Regions from separate parts of the Homo sapiens genome. Here all the other regions are linked to region 1. The links are chromatin contacts, found by Hi-C or POLR2A ChIA-PET in ENCODE. All regions are on one chromosome and are shown on one strand. The core of a region is the stretch at or near the end of the contact, and the rest is flanking DNA. Distances in the headings are between cores, read along the strand shown.

What was found. Hi-C counts contacts between places; a loop is a spot of excess contacts on that map. ChIA-PET counts read pairs that join two places held with the same protein, here RNA polymerase II (POLR2A). Pooled maps may share reads with other maps.
Region 2: a pooled map shows a loop between it and region 1 (19-fold over the local background). The contact joins the promoter of CHLSN here to the promoter of PRKAR1B-AS1 in region 1. A Hi-C loop is called at or near these places in 8 of 50 pooled maps. POLR2A ChIA-PET finds 5 or more read pairs at or near these places in 2 of 52 experiments (K562 and activated CD4-positive, alpha-beta T cell).
Region 3: a pooled map shows a loop between it and region 1 (6-fold over the local background). The contact joins the promoter of ZFAND2A-DT here to the promoter of PRKAR1B-AS1 in region 1. A Hi-C loop is called at or near these places in 5 of 37 single-sample maps with no recorded cell type and 9 of 50 pooled maps.

What each region holds. Positions count from the first base shown.
Region 1 is chr7:601,092-604,094 of GRCh38, forward strand. It overlaps PRKAR1B-AS1 (PRKAR1B antisense RNA 1), which reads left to right and starts at 1,754. Exons shown (of 2, transcript NR_110054.1): 1 at 1,754-2,206. All of the region lies in intron 6 of PRKAR1B (protein kinase cAMP-dependent type I regulatory subunit beta), which reads right to left. RefSeq lists silencers at 442-551, 1,292-1,351 and enhancers at 2,447-2,496, 2,557-3,003.
Region 2 is chr7:1,136,752-1,139,580 of GRCh38, forward strand. It overlaps CHLSN (cholesin), which reads right to left and starts at 1,496. Exons shown (of 5, transcript NM_001318252.2): 1 at 564-1,496. RefSeq lists silencers at 1,056-1,105, 1,116-1,565, 1,766-1,905 and an enhancer at 1,626-1,725.
Region 3 is chr7:1,158,816-1,161,624 of GRCh38, forward strand. It overlaps ZFAND2A-DT (ZFAND2A divergent transcript), which reads left to right and starts at 1,559. Exons shown (of 3, transcript NR_110069.1): 1 at 1,559-1,808. ZFAND2A (zinc finger AN1-type containing 2A) reads right to left here and starts at 1,381. Exons shown (of 5, transcript NM_182491.4): 1 at 1,149-1,381. RefSeq lists enhancers at 483-997, 998-1,510, 1,511-2,024, 2,025-2,537 and silencers at 1,320-1,859, 1,870-1,919.

The sequences.
Region 1 (3,003 bases), core at 504-3,003:
TTAAAGGGCCAGGGCCAGGTCCTTGAGGGGACGGCTTCCTGATGGGCCTCCGGCACTTGGCCAGCGCAGTTAAATACCCACGGCAAACGGCCGTCCCTTCCCGCCACGCAGAATAAAACCAGGGAAAACCGCTAGCCTCAGAAACCCACTCGGACCCTGGGTAGCCGTAGTCCTGCAGCCCCGAACCCAGGGTACATCCATCCCATTGCCCCAGGGAGGCGATTTACAGAAACCAGCAAACAACATGCAGCACCCAGGGTTCACACAGCAGCTGGATGGGGCTGCCTGGGGCTGCCATGCGGCCGTTCCCCCGGGTGCTGTAATAACAGTAATTATTATAATACATATGCCCATAACTCACCCGGGCTACCCAACATGCCACTTTTTCATTCCAGATTCCTTACTGAGCATCCTTTGATTCCCTTAAATGTGGCCTTCACCCACACGGGCCCTGCGGATTTACCCTGCATGCGAAGGGCCTCCCACATCACAGGAGGGCCCCTGCAGGCAGCTCCTGCGCCCGGCCCCGCCCGGCCCCGCCGGGCACTCCCTGACGCCCACCCCTGCCCTGGCTGGAAAATCTGAAGTTGATGGAGGTGCTTGGTGTTCGTGCACAGCCGCCTGGGACTCACGGGACAGCCCCATAAGTCACAGCCGGTTCCCGCAGGGGGCCCGGCCATCCCACGTGAGCCTGTAGCCAGGAAGTGGGCATCCACCCACGGGGCTCAGACATCCTGGCTCTGGAGGGCCGGGTCCAGCAGAGGCCTTAAAGCTGCCTTTGTGCCTGACCCGGGGGGGCTGGGGAGGGGTAGGGACGGGCAGGGGGAGGCGCAGGGACGGGCAGGGGGATGGGGAGGGGGAAGGGGAGGGATTTGCCAGGACAATATATTTGGGGAACTCCAGTTACACGAGGGTGACCTCACTCTTTCCTTTCTCAAAATTGCCTCCCAACGTCCCCGGGCCTGGCGAGAAGCCAGGCAGGACGCCACGACGCGTCGTGTCTGAGAGAAAACCGTCTCCCCTCCACTCAGGCTTCAGCCCCGACCCCACGCTAACTGGGCCAGGGCAGGGGCTGGGCTGGGAGGGGACCCAGTGAGCTCAGGGCTGGAGGAAACGGTCCCTGCTTTGAAGTGGCTCCGGCACCGGCCTCTCCCACCACCCTGTCATGTATGAAGGAGTTACAGACGGCGGCGGGGGGAGGGGGGGTCTGTCCTGCTGGAAGGACGGAGGGAAGGGAGATGCCTCACTGAGTCCAGAGGTCGAGGGGTGGGTGGGGATTCTGCGAGGATGAGGAGGAGGAGGAGGAGGTCCCGCCAAGGTCAGCCGGGGCAGCAACACCTCCCGGCCCCTTTGCCGAGGTCCTGGCCCAGGTGGGGCTCCCGGGAGCCTGGAGGCCAACGGCGGAAAGACAGGGACCTGATCCCTCCAGCAGTCCCAGCCGCCGGCCCCTCACACCCTCACCTCTCCCAGGAAGTCCTCAGCATGCTGCCGGCTGGGGCCTGGCGCTGGGGCAGGAGGGTGGCCACCCGCGCTGAAGATGAGGACAAGCCCGGGGCGTGGGTGGTGGGCGTTTCCTCTGTGGGGTGGACGAGGCTCTTGCGGTGCGTGTGTTGGGGACATGAGACGGGGCGGGGCAGCTGCCAGGCGGCCAATGGCTTCCACACCAGGGGCCAAGAGCAGAACCCCAGGAGGGTTATCTCAGTCTTCCCGGCAGCAGTGAGCTCTGTTCGTTTTTCTGAGTAATATGGAAATGGCACGGCTCAGCCACACAAGGGCCTGGGCAAAGGTCACGGCCAGCAAAGAACACAGCCTGGGTCCTCTGAGTCCCGAGTCCACGCGATCCTGACCCGTCCACCACCCTCCTCGAGACACGACAAGTTAGGCGGGAACATAACCTGGGAGCCCCATGTCGGTTTCAGGCTCCACAAGGGATCTCTGGGTAAAGGGTTTGTCTCTTCCACATCTGTTCATTTAGGAGAAGCAAAGAACATGGAAAGCAGAATTCCTGGGGGTGGCCTCAACCCCAAGCCCTGCCGATGCAAACCGGCACCTTGAAGATGCCTTTGGAATTTAACTGGAAGATTTGAATGACATGGGCAGACACAGAAGAGGGAGAAGCATTCCACAGGGGAGGAAAGGCCTCAGTGGGGACCTATGGAGCTCCCAGGCCCACCGCAGGGAGGCAGGTCCTCGGTCATCTGCGGAGGTCAGTATCTATCAAAGCCCAGCCGCAGATAGATGAGCTGGGCCTGGCGGGGTCTTGTAGGATGTGTAGGAGTTTGTGAGGCAGAGCAGGAATGAAAGCAGAGGGGACAGGAGGGGCAGAACCAGAGTCAGGACATTCATTGGCTAATTTCCTGTTCTTGGTCCCTCTCCCCCATTAAGCCACAACCTCCCCCACACCAGAGCAGGCACCAGGTCCTCCTCGTCACAAGTGCCAGGCATAAAGCAGGCACTCAATAAACATCCAGGAAGGAGACGGCAGGGGAGGAGGCGACATGATGACTCCAGGACCCAGAGTGGAGGTGATGGGGGAGGAGGTGACACCAGGACCCAGAGTGGAGAGGGCAGGGGAGGAGGTGACACGGTGACACCAGGACCCAGAGTGGAGGGGATGGGGGAGGAGGTGACACCAGGATCCAGAGTGGAGAGGGTGGGGGAGGAGGTGACACCAGGACCCAGAGTGGAGGGGATGGGGGAGGAGGTGACACCAGGACCCAGAGTGGAGAGGGCGGGGGAGGAGGTGACATGGTGACACCAGGACCCAGAATGGACAGGGCGGGGGAGGAGGTGACACGGTGACACCAGGACCCAGAGTGTGAACTAGAAGAGGGGCTATAAGTAGTAGCATGAGATTTGGGGCTGGGATAAAGCGGTGGGTCCAGTCAGGAAGCTGCCCATCCCATACCTCCCGCAGAGGTGGCTCTGCCTTCAGCACTGCTGACCACTGGGCAGGCCTGGGCTGCCAGGGTCTCTCTGGGATCAGCCCTGCCCCATCTGCTG
Region 2 (2,829 bases), core at 246-2,745, 540 kb after region 1:
TACCCCTGATCACCCTCCACAAACCTGAGCTTCCTAGTGTTCATCCTCTCCATAAACATCCATCTGATGAGGTTCACATAGTAGCTCAAGCTTAAAACCTTGGTCCATCCATAAATCCTCTCTTTCTCACATACTCGTCCAACCCACCACAAACTCCTGTTGGTTTACCACTGAAATACACCCAGAATGTGACTCCCTTAAGATCCCATAGGTACCCAGTCCAAGCCACCACCTCTCACGATGGCTTTTAAACTCCTAAATCAGATGGTGTGTCACCTCCACTCAAAAAACTTCCCAAGCTGTCCCCTTCCACTTGGAGGGAAAGTCAAGGTCCTTGCCACTTGGTAAGGTCCACACGACTGCCCTGGCCCCTCCTCGCATCTCTGGGAACTCACCTCCTCTTTCTCTCTCTGTTCCCAAATTGGCTGCAGCCACACTGGGCTCCCTGCTGTTTCCCCTGCACCTGCTGTTTCCTCGACCTGGAATGTTCTGGTGCCTCACTCCTCCTCCTGCTTCCTTTCCATTCTCAAAACCCCTGTTCTCATCTTCTCCATGGCACTTACCATCACCTGCTCTGTGCACCTTGTTCATCTGTCTCTCCCCTCCAGAATGGAAGTTCACTAGATCACAGACTTGTCTCCACTTGTTGACAGCTGTAGCCCAATGCCCCGAACAGTGCAGGAGGAACCCAATGAACGTTTTTTAAAAATGAATGAATGAATGACGGAAGGAAGGAAACGGAAAGCATGCTTATGATGGAAAGTGAGGCCAAGCGCGTTGGCTCACTCCTGTAATCCCAGCACTTTGGGAGGCCGAGGCAGGAGGATCCATCGCTTGAGCCCAAGAATTCGAGACCAGCCTGGGTAACATGGTGAGACCCCATTTCTACAAAAAACATTTTTAAAAATTATCCGGGTGTGGTGGCGCGCGCATGTGGTCCCAGCTACTTGGGAGGATGAGGCGGGAGGACGGCTTGAGCCCAGGAGGTGGAGGCTGCAGTGAGCTATGATCACGCCATTGCACTCCAGCCTGGGTGGCACAGCGAGACACTGCCTCAAAAATTGAAAAAGAGAAAGTGGGAGCTGAAAGCCTCGGAGGGCAATCAGGGCGTCTTCAGAGAAAGACAATGAAACCAGAGCCACTGCAAGCCCTGACGGCCTGAAACCTAGGAGCCAGCTGAGTCCCTTCCACTCGCCCGCGCTGAGTTAACCCAGAGGCGGGTGCGGGTGTCGGAGCCCGCGCCGGGACGCACCGGCCGCACCGGCCGCACCAGCCTCCCCAGCACCGCGGACCCCAGGGCCGCCGCCCGGTCGCGCCGCGCCGGGCCTCCGCGCACCCACGTGGAGGGGGCGGAGCCCCGCGGGAGCCCGCCCCGGGGCTCTGGGTCTCCTGGCGCCCTGACCCGCCGGCCACCCCGCCGCCGCCCCACGCGCCTACCTGCGCCCACCTGCGCCCACGTCGCCCACCTAAGCGTGAACAGCTGCGTCGCGGACGCCGCCTTCCGGCAGGGACCCGCGCCCCAGGTAAGCGTTAGTCCCGCCTTCAGGAGTGCGGAGCCTCCCATTGGACGAGGTCTGCGTCCGTCTCTCCGCCGGCTAATGGCAAGCGGCGGCAGCACGGGGGGCGGTTCCAGGACCGGGCGCGGGCTACTGACGCCATCTCTAGAGGCCTAGAGTTGCTTGGAGAGGAGCTGGTTGCCAAGGCAACCCGCCCTGCCCAGAACAAGTGCAGATGACTAGGTTTGGGCCCCGCAGGGCTTGGGGGTCTGGGGTGCAAGCTGCCCCGGCCGGGCTGGCGTCCCGGGGTGGGGCCTCCGCCGAGGGTCCAGGGTATGGAGCTCGGCTCGGAGTCGAAATGGATGAGCTACGGCTATTGGGATCAACAGGGCTAGGACTTAAACTTCGTGCTGAATTTAAAAAATCAGGATAGGTGCTAAAAAATACACAGGGTGGGTAGTGTTATAATAATGCTTGTGTCCGGGAGCGGTGACTCACGCCTGTGATCCCAGCATTTTGGGAGGCCCAGGCGGGCGGATCGCTTGAGCTCAGGAGTTCGAGACCCGCCTGGCCAACATGACGAAACCCCGTAACCCCGTCTCTGCTAAAAATACAAAAATTAGCCAGGCGTGGTGGCAGGTGCCTGTAATCCCAGCTACTCGGGAGGCTGAGGCAGGAAAATCGTTTAAGCCCGGGAGGTGGAGGTTGCAGTGAGCCGAGATCGTGCCACTGCACTCCAGCCTGGGCGACAGAATGAGACTCTGTTTTAAAAAATAAAAAATAAATTAAAAAAATAAAAATTAGCCGGGTATGGTGGCACGTGCCTGTAGTTCCTGATACTCTGGACGCTGAGGTGGGAGGATCGCTGGAGCCTGGGAGATGGAGGCTGCAGTGAGCTATGATCAAGGCACTGCACTCCAGCCTGGGCAACAGAGCCAGACCCCGTCTAAAAAAAAAAAAGAAAAAAAAGCATGCTTTCAAGTCACCCAGTAAGTTAAGTGCTTGGCAGCCGTATCAAGTATGATGTACGTTGCCTCAGGAATCCAAAGGTGACAAGCAAAGAAGGTGCACTCTTCCTTACTGGTAGAAGATTGTATTTGGTTCCTTTTTCTGCATAACAAATTAACCCAACATTTAGCAGCCTAAAAGAACATTTATTTTTTCATGGTATCCGCGGTCAGGAAAGTGGGCGTGGCTAAGCTCTGTGCCTTTGCCTCAAGGGTTCACCAAGTTGTGGTCAAGGTGTCCCCCCAGGGTTGTGGTTTCATCGGAAAGCTTATCTGGAATGATCCACTCCCAAGCTCACACACACGGATATTGTAAGGACTCAGTC
Region 3 (2,809 bases), core at 309-2,808, 560 kb after region 1:
CTACCGCACTCGAGAGAGAATCAAGGGGCTCACGAGGTCCCCTCCATGATCTAGTACCCACCAGCCCTCCCGGGGCCTTTTCCTGGGGCTCACGAGGTCCCGTCATCTAGTACTCACCAGCCCCTCCCGGGGCCTTTTCCTGACCTTCCCATCAGCTCTCTCCCCACTCCTGGAGGCCTCCTAGACTGTCGCCTAAGACTGGAACACTCTCGCCCATGGCAAACGTCTAGTTATCCCCTCCCGCCTCAGTTTAAAGCCATTCCCACCCTCCCCAGTTCCCTCTATGTTACACGCCCGCTACTTAAGGTGCCCATTAGTCCTTTCCCAGCCCTCCTTCGCCCACAGCTTCCAACTACAGATCCGCTGCTTTACTATTAGCTCCCGGTGCCCGACACACAGCAGGCGTTCCGAAATTGTTTTGTTCAAGGAATTCACAAGAGTTTGATGTGAATCCCCAAATGATTTTGTTCTGGACGCACAGCACCCGTCCTAGGAAACCAACACCCTACCCTGGCGGGCCGGGCCCGCAGCAAGAAAACACACATCTACGTGGCTGTCACTCGGCTGGCGGGTTAACGACCCCGTGCGACCCGGTACTACGGCCCCGATGGCAGGCCCGGCCCCCAGCAGACAGCCGGACTCCCAGCAGACAGGCCGGACCCCCAGCAGCCAGACCCCGGCAGGCCCGGTCCCCAGCAGACAGCCGGACCCCCAACAGCCAGACCCCGGCAGGCCCGGTCCCCAGCAGACAGGCCGGACCCCCAACAGCCAGACCCCGGCAGGCCCGGTCCCCAGCAGACAGGCCGGACCCCCAGCAGCCAGACCCCGGCAGGCCCGGTCCCCAGCAGACAGGCCGGACCCCCAGCAGCCAGACCCCGGCAGGCCCGGTCCCCAGCAGACAGCCGGACCCCCAACAGCCAGACCCCGGCAGGCCCGGTCCCCAGCAGACAGGCCGGACCCCCAGCAGCCAGACCCCGGCAGGCCCGGTCCCCAGCAGACAGGCCGGACCCCCAGCAGCCTGACCTCCAGCAAGCAGCCGGACTTTCAGCAGCCGCACTCCTAGCAGACAGGCCGAACCCCCGAGCAACCTGACCTCAAGGCAGGCCCGACCCCCGGCAGACCCTGTCTGCGCAATCCCGGCCCCGTACCTGGCTCTCGTCGGGGACCCAGGCAGCTGAGGTGAGCAGCAGATGGAAGAGACGTAAACTCAGGTGTCCTCCTCCGTAGTCGGCTCCGGGTAGCTAAGCAGAAAGAACCTCGACACTGGCACCGAGACGCCGTCGGAGGCACACCCACACCCACACCGGAACGCAACATCTCGCTGCCCGCGGCCTACGGGGATTTATCCGCAGCCCCCGGATCTGAGAGCCGTCTGGGCCTTGGGGTTTCCGGGCGCGCCCCGACAACGTCACCCGCAGACCGGCCAATCCCGCCAGGCCGCGGCCCAGTGGCGCCGGCGCACACCGAAGACGACACCAGCCATCCGGCCAATCCCGCCCCGCCGCGCCCCGCAGGCCCGCCCACTCCTCGCTTCTCCACTTCCCTTCTCGAAGTGTCCGGTCGCTTCTCGCAGGCGGCGCGCTTGCTGGGTCACAGTGAGGCGGCTCCGCGCAGGCGCAGCCGGGCGGGCGAGGAGCGGGGAAGCTGACTCAGGGCTGCGGCCGGGGTCCTGCGGGGTAGGAGCGCGAGGCCGGCCTGAGGGAGGAGGCCTAGCGACCCATCCGGCGCCTCCCGCCCCGGGCACCCGCCCGCGGCCGCGCATCCTGCGGGCCCCAGGAGGCCTCCATCTCAAAACAACGTGTTTTTAGGTAATTTCAAACTTAGGGAAAAGCTTCAAGAATAATACCGAAAATGTCAGTGTCCCCAGCACCTAGATCCCCCAGTTAAATCCTTTTCCATTTCACCGCGCTGCCCCCCGCCCCCTGGACGGTTATGTGGCCGCGTGGGGTTGGCTCTGCCCAGGGCCGCGGTCACTGCACAGAACGCCCTGCACGTAAGGGGCTCCGCCTGGGTAAGACCCCGCCCAGCTGGGCAGGAGGAGGGCGTGGGCCCAGGACATGGAGACCAGCCTGGGCAACATAGCGAGACCCCATCTCTGCAGAAATAAAATATTAGCCGGACGGTGCACGGTGGCTCAGGCCTGTAATCCCGGCACTTTGGGAGGCCGAGGTGGGAGGATGGCCTGAGGTTAGTGTCTCACATGTCTGTGTGAAGAGACCACCAAACAGGCTTTGTGTGAGCAACAAGGCTGTTTATTTCACCCGGGTGCAGCCCGGCTGAGTCGGAAAAGAGAGTCAGCAAAGGGCGATGGGATTATCATTAGTTCTTACAGGTTTTGGGATAGACGGTGGAGTTAGGAGCAATGTTTTGCAGGCAGGTGGTGGATCTCATAAGGTACATTCTCAAGGGTGGGGAGAATTACAAAGAACCTTCTTAAGGGTAGAGGAGATTACAAAGTACATTGATCAGTTAGGATGGGGCAGAAACAAATTACAAGGGTGGAATGTCATCAGTTAAGGCTGTTTTCACTTCTTTTGTGGATCTTCAGTTGCTTCAGGCCATCTGGATGTATACATGCAGGTCACTGGGGATATGATGGCTTAGCTTGGGCTCAGAGGCCTGACAGGAGTTCAAGACCAGCCTGGTGAACATGACGAAACCCTGTCTCTACAAAAATAAGAAATGAACGCAGCATGGTGGCATGCACCTGCAGTCCCAGCCTCTTGGGAGGTGGAGGCATAAGTCAGCTGTGAATGCGCCCTGCACTAGAGCCTGGGCAGCAGAGCAGACCCTTCCTCAAACCCAAAAA